Linked DNA regions of Homo sapiens: region 2 is linked to region 1. A link is a contact called in ENCODE Hi-C or POLR2A ChIA-PET data. All regions are on one chromosome and are shown on one strand. The core of a region is the stretch at or near the end of the contact, and the rest is flanking DNA. Distances in the headings are between cores, read along the strand shown. Region 1 overlaps LOC124905206 (a long non-coding RNA gene). Region 2 holds the start of PLS3-AS1 (PLS3 antisense RNA 1).

Region 1 (3,241 bases), core at 367-2,866:
TTCTTTATAAATTACCCAGTCTCAGGGAAGTTCTTTATATCCGTGTGAAAACAGACTAATACAAGTATTGTTTCCCAAAGAGCAGCACGTGAACCACTGCAGCTATGAGATAATTTTCAATGGACATGTTTACATGAATAATTTTCTATTATTTCTTCTTTTTTTTGCAAAACATTCAGAAAATAAGAAAACAAATAAATTCTCAGCATTTTGCCGAATTTTCTTTGTATTTTTATTTTGAAGAAAATAAACATTACATATAGAGTTAGAGACCTCTTTGTGGCTCTCCGAGATCTCATTCCTTTCCAATCCTCCTCAGAGGTAATCATTATCCTAAATTTAGTGTTTATCATTCCACTTCAAGTTTTTAAATGACTACTAAGTACGTATTTATCAATATACAATATGTAGTATTGTTTTACTTGTCTTCAAACTTTATGTAAATATCATACCACATGTGTTATTCTGCAGCTTGTTTCATTCACTCAACATTTAGTTATCGATATTTATTTATTTGATACACTTGGCCTCTGTTCATGCATTTCAAATGCTGAACATCATTTCATTGCATCAAAATGTCACTAGTTTATTTATACATTCTCCTTTTGACTGACATATATATTACTTCCAATGTTTGATATTATAAATAATGCTGCACTTAGCATTCTGTTGCATGTCTTCTTGTGCACATGTGCTAGATTTCTTCCAGGTACAAAGAAGCAGAATTGTAGATATACATTATATGTATCTTCAACCTTACAAAATATTACCAAATTGCTCTCTGAATGTGTCAATTTCCATTCCCACCAGCAGTTTATGAGAATTCCCTTTTCTCAAAATCTTTAACCAACTTCTTAAGTTTTCCAGTCTTCTGAGTGGGAAATGTTATTTTGTAGTTTTAAATTTGCATTTCCTGATATTAGTGATGTTAAAGGGGTTTATTAGAATAACGCCATGAAAGGGGTTTATTGGCCATTTGGATTTCTTCTTTTGTGAATTGCTCATTATCCCTATGAAAATTATTTATTTTTAAAATTTATATAGAGTAAAATTCACTATTTTTGGTACATGCTATGAGTATTTGACCAATGCATAGAGTTGTGTAATTATCACCACAGACAAGATATATGAAATAATATCCCTTTGTAGTCAACTCCTTTCTTTATGCACAATCCCTGGAAACTGCTGATTTCTTCTCCATCCCAATGGTTTTGTCTTATCCAAAATGTCATATAAATGGATTACACAGCATGTAGATTTTGGGTATCTGGTTTCTTTCACTTAGCATAATGTGTTTACGATTCCTCCATGTTGTTATGTATTTCAATAGATTGTTCTTTGTTGCTGAGTGGAATTCCATTGTATGGATGTACTACCATGTATTTGTTAATTTACCAGTTGAAGGGGTATTTTAGATTATGAATAAAGTTGCTATGAAATTTTGCATATAAGTTTTTGTGAGGCATATGTTTTCATTTCTCATGGGACTGCTGGGTCTGAGACTAGGTAATTTATAAAGAAAAGAATTTTATTTAGCTTGTTGTTCTGCATGCCAGGAAATTCGAGGACACGACCTTGGCTTCTGGCCAAGGCTACATGTTGCATCATAACATAGCAGAGAAGGTCAAGGGGAAGTGGACACATGCAAAGAGACAAAACCAACAGGCATCCTGGCTTTATAACAACCCACTCTCCTTGGAATTAATCCATTCCTGGATAATTAATCTAGTCTTGTGAGAGCAATAACTCATCCATTACCTCTAGAAGGGCACCAAGCCATTCATAATGGCTCTGCCCCCACGAACCAAATGCCTCCCACTAAGCCCCATCTACCAACACTGCCACATTCGGGATAAAATTTCAGTATGAATTTTGGTGAGGACAAACAAACCATATCCGATCCATAGAAGCTTGTGTAAATAATGATACGTAGTTTTCCTTTAATCTGTTAATATCGTAATTTATATAATTAGATTTCCCAATTTTGACCCATTCTTTCATTCTTGTGGAAAATGCTACCATGTTGAATTATATCAGGTTTTTATACACTGTTCAACTTCATATTCTTGTATTCTTTTTTTTTTTTTTTTTTTGAGACAGAAACTCACTCTGTCTCCCAGGCTGGAGTGCAGTGGCTCAAACAAGGCTCACTGCAGCCTCGACTTCCAGGGCTCAGGTGATTCTCCCACCTCAGCCTCCTGAGTAGCTCGGACTACAGGTGTGTGTCACCATGCCTGGCTAATTTTCATATTTTTTTGTGGGGATAGGGTTTCACTGTGTTGCTCAGGCTTGTCTTGAACTCCTAGGCTCAAGTAATCCGCCCACCTCAGTCTCCCACATTGCTAGGATTACAGGTGTGAGCCACCACACCTGGCTGATATTCTTGTGTTCTGTTTAGGATACTTTGCACTCATGTGCATATGAGAATTTGGTCTTATACTGTATATATTTCTTATACCAAAATCATCTGGATTCGGTATCCAAGTCGTATATAGGCCTCAGGGCATGAGCTGGGTACCCCCTCTCTTTCTAGTTTCTAAATTAGGTTCTATGAATAGTAACTATCTCTGCCTGATGGTTTTAGTAAAACTTGCATGTATATCTGCAAGGCCCTGGTATCTGTTTTGAGTATGGTAAGGGAGAAGACTTGTTCACATACTCAGTTTAATGATTACCAGTTTATTTAGGTTTTTTGTTTCTTCTTAATCAGCTTGGTTTAATAATTAATTAATTAATTTTAATCTTCACAACCTACTCCCATTTTTGTCTTCAACCTATAAATAATTATTTAAATGACATTTTATTTAACATTGAATATGTGTTTGATATGTATTCTTGTTTGTGTTACTGCCAAATATGTGGAGATTTTTATACACATGGGTTTTAATTTAGGAAAATGGTATTCTGTTACACATTGTATCTCATTCTGTGCCCTACTTTTCTACTCAGCAGTATGTTTTAAAGATCTATTTAAGGTGTGGTAAGTGATTCTAATGCATTGCTTCTAACTGCTGCATTAGAACTTCATGAAACATTTGTGTGTACCATATTTTACCTGTCCACTTTTCTAATGAGGAACTTTCTGGTTACCTTCATCTTCCTGATGCCATAAACAATTCTGACGTGAATGTTTTGTCTGTGTCTTCTTATTGGCCTTTGTGAGAATCTTTGGTTTCTATCCTTAGTGAAACTGTTGGCCATATTGGTAATTTGACTGTGTACAGATCAGTTGCTGTCTGTA
Region 2 (3,241 bases), core at 619-3,118, 110 kb before region 1:
CTTTCTTCTTGTACCCTCTCAGTGTCACCAAAAAGAACCACTTTGGTGCTCAAGCACCATGGCCAAGCTGCCCTTTTATTTTCAGTAACAGAATTCTGTTCTCCTGGGAGAAAAATCTCATTGGGTTTCTGATAGTGCCCTAGATACTGACATTCTGCCAGTATAAACAGTCACAGTCAAAGTCTAATGTGCGTGTAACCACTTGTGGAAGAGGCTTAATCTCACCCAAATTATTACTCACTAGTTATAATTAATCCTTCTACCCAAAATGCCATAAGCCTAGTCATTTTTATCAATTGAATCTAAATGGTTACATCAGACTAGAGACTTTGGACTTCAATGTTGATCGTCTGTATTAAGTCAAGGCAAAGTGTTATTTATTTATTAATAGCTCCCCACCTCAGGTAAAGGGGTTGCTATCTGCTAGATCTAACAGTAAAAATCAAGAATTTGACTCCCAGCCCCCTAATTTCAATAAAAATTTGGGCTCATTAGATCATACCACCAAAAAAAGTCAGCAATATTGGGGGTGGTGTTCAATGAGTAGGCATCCCAAGACAATGAAAAGCTGTGGACTAGAGCCTAGCGATGATTCTGTTTAGACATGATTTCACAATACTTAAAAAAGAACTTATCCCCCTACCACTGTAACCTAGTTGAGTGGTAATAACTTCCTTTTTTTGAGGTTAAACATTTATTATTTCGATCTAAAATTATATTATCACCTCACTTCCACTAGAGGGGTCTATCTACCAGTGTAGTTAACTCTAGTAACTCAGGTGCACCTTAAATCCATTTCCAGCTCATCTGTGCCACAAGGCTAGCCTTGGGGTCAGAACAATGTGCTTTAAGGTTGTTCTAGTTTTCAGGCTCAGAAACGGATGAACAGCAAGAAACTGGAGTGCTCCGGTCATTCAGAGGCTGCTGCAGGAGACAAAGGGTTTTTGGCAAAAGAATACAAAGTCAGAATCTCTTAAATATCTTCTGCCCTAGTTGTTTTCAAGACTGAATATGCATCAACCAGGTCCGTTTTTTCTTTTTTTTTCAGATAAGCAAAGCTTTTAAACTCCTGACCTCAGAGGCTCCTCTGCCTCTCTTCTATACTCTGTAATATATAATCTGAATAGCCAAATTGCCACGTTTTCCCAGAAGCAACCTTAACTTGGGCCACTTGGGCGGGTATAGGTCAATATGGGAAAGTTGTTTCAGTGTCCTCTCATTATTCTACCAAACCACTGACAGGCAAAAACCCAACCAACTCGATGTATCAAATTTACTATCCACTGTTTTTGTGCATGATTTCTAATCCAGTTAATTGAAAACCACAAATAACTGGTGGTTAATTTTAGTCAAGAGGTTATTTACTACCTTTAAGTAGTTGCCTAAAATAGGGAACAGTTCAATTAGAATATAGGCCAGACCAAGGAAGATGAACAGAGCCTTACTTTTTAACACTATCTTGTGGGATTTAGCTTCAAATCTAGTATTCAGGGACAAAATGAGGCATGAGTAATAGGATGACTTCCCTAGAAAATAATTAGTAAGATGTTTTTTAAATTTAGAAAAACCATGAGATTGAAGAAGAGAGGAGATACATGTCCCAGCTCACATATATTTCAATCCCTTATTTTAAAAACAGCTCCTGTTTTTGTTTTGGATAAAAGCTGAGCACCAAATTCCCTTTCTGGTCCCCTCATCCAAAATCCTAGTAGACTTCCTTGATTAGAAGCTAGTTCACACTCCTCCCCACCTTTTTTTTTTTCAAACGTAGAGGTGGTTTTTGGAATATGGGCCTCAACCATTACATTCCAGCTTTAAAGTAAAAAGACGTCATGTGACCATCAGAGACTTGGGGCACGTGATTCCAACTGGTATGTGTGGGGCTCCAGCCACTTAGTTGGAATTCACCATGAACTGCATCTCGAGGATCAAGTTTAGGCTCCCCAGTCCATTGTGACATCCAGCAAAGTGGAGTAAGTGCTTGCCCCTCAATGGTTTTTACTTTTCCCTACATTTTCTACCTACTGTTAGCCAGGCTCCCTTCCCTCCTCCCAATCCCTCTTAACAGGCCGGGCGCCCCCAGCATCCCGTCTGTCTGACGCTAAATGGCGAGGCTCTCCAACCCACTTAGCTCCAAGCTCAACCTTCTGCAAAAGTTCAACCTTCTGCACCACTGGGGATATCGTGCAGCTCAGGTGAGAGGCAAGGAGCATCGCATAAGGCTAGAGTCAGATGCCATTAACCCCCACTCCACCTCCCGGGCTGGGATCATCTTACGTCCCGGAGCCCGGCGGTCGGAACCGCCAGCACACTGGAGCAGCGACGGCGGCAGCAACTTTGGGACTGGCGAGAAGCCAGGGCGGGGGTGGTCGGCGTCCCCGGGCCTCTCATTACAGCGCTTAAGTACTGCGGGTGGAGAAAAGTAAACACAGGCAAGTGCAGCTGTGCGGGGAAAGGGCGGGGGGGTAGACTATTACCTCCCTCCCGTCGCCCCTTTGCCTCTCCCTCTCCAAGAGTCGGGAGAGGTCCGGGACTGCCGCCGCCCCGACCGCGCGCCCGGGGCCGCAAAGTCAAAGGAGCTGAAAAAAGGACAGGGGGTGTGGGGCCAGGGGAGAACGGAAAGGTACTGTCCTACTAGCCCAGAGATGTTCTCCTACTGAAAGGAAAAAAAGTGCTTACTCATAGGGAGACTAGGTGCGTTCGCGACGCCCTCGCTAAGGACAAGGGAGGGAAGCAGGCAGAAGGCAGGCAACCCAAACCTCGTGCCTTCCCTCGGCCACGGCCCCCCCTCTCCAGAGCCCCAGGGTCGGCTTAAGCCAGCCAGGTCACCCGAGGCGGGCGTGTGGGGGCTGGAGGAGTAGCAGGCTGCTGGCTCCGGGATTTCCTGAGTCCGGGCGGGAGGGAAGAGGGGATGGCAGTAGCTGGAGAAGGACGACAGAGGGAAGTTGTGCGCTCCCTTTCCACTTCGGGGCCGCAGCCGCGGAGGGGAATCAGGGCAAGGGCTGGCGTCTAGGACTCCAGCCCAAGACTGGCAACAAGTTAAGAGCAACTAGTAAGAAAACACCACTTAATACAGTGAAGTGCAGAAAACGTGTCTGCGGCGGATGCTAGTAGGGAAACTCCCCGTCACTCACACCCATTTCGGTTGCGACCGATCGCCCGGGCGCCCGAGGGCTCCAACTGAAATTTCTCCGACCTCCCTCTCCCCCAACCCCCGCCCCACGGTGCGCCGCACGTTCCT

What was found. A loop is a pair of places that touch in the nucleus more often than their neighbours do. ChIA-PET counts read pairs that join two places held with the same protein, here RNA polymerase II (POLR2A). Pooled maps may share reads with other maps.
Region 2: a map of posterior vena cava shows a loop between it and region 1 (2.4-fold over the local background). The contact joins the promoter of PLS3-AS1 here to the enhancer-like site in region 1. A Hi-C loop is called at or near these places in 2 of 168 maps with a recorded cell type or tissue (heart right ventricle and posterior vena cava) and 6 of 50 pooled maps. POLR2A ChIA-PET finds 5 or more read pairs at or near these places in 2 of 52 experiments (HEK293 and Panc1).

What each region holds. Positions count from the first base shown.
Region 1 is chrX:115,448,351-115,451,591 of GRCh38, reverse strand. It overlaps LOC124905206 (a long non-coding RNA gene), which reads left to right. Exons shown (of 2, transcript XR_007068305.1): 2 at 1-1,451. Among named protein-coding and RNA genes, the nearest start is that of PLS3, 110 kb to the left of the region's middle. Within about 2 kb of position 1,616, at least 2 of the 41 ENCODE cell types and tissues checked have a DNase peak (open chromatin) inside an H3K27ac peak, as active enhancers do.
Region 2 is chrX:115,561,358-115,564,598 of GRCh38, reverse strand. PLS3-AS1 (PLS3 antisense RNA 1) reads left to right here and starts at 1,868. Exons shown (of 3, transcript NR_110384.1): 1 at 1,868-1,973; 2 at 2,069-2,195. All of the region lies in intron 1 of PLS3 (plastin 3), which reads right to left. RefSeq lists an enhancer at 1,876-2,651.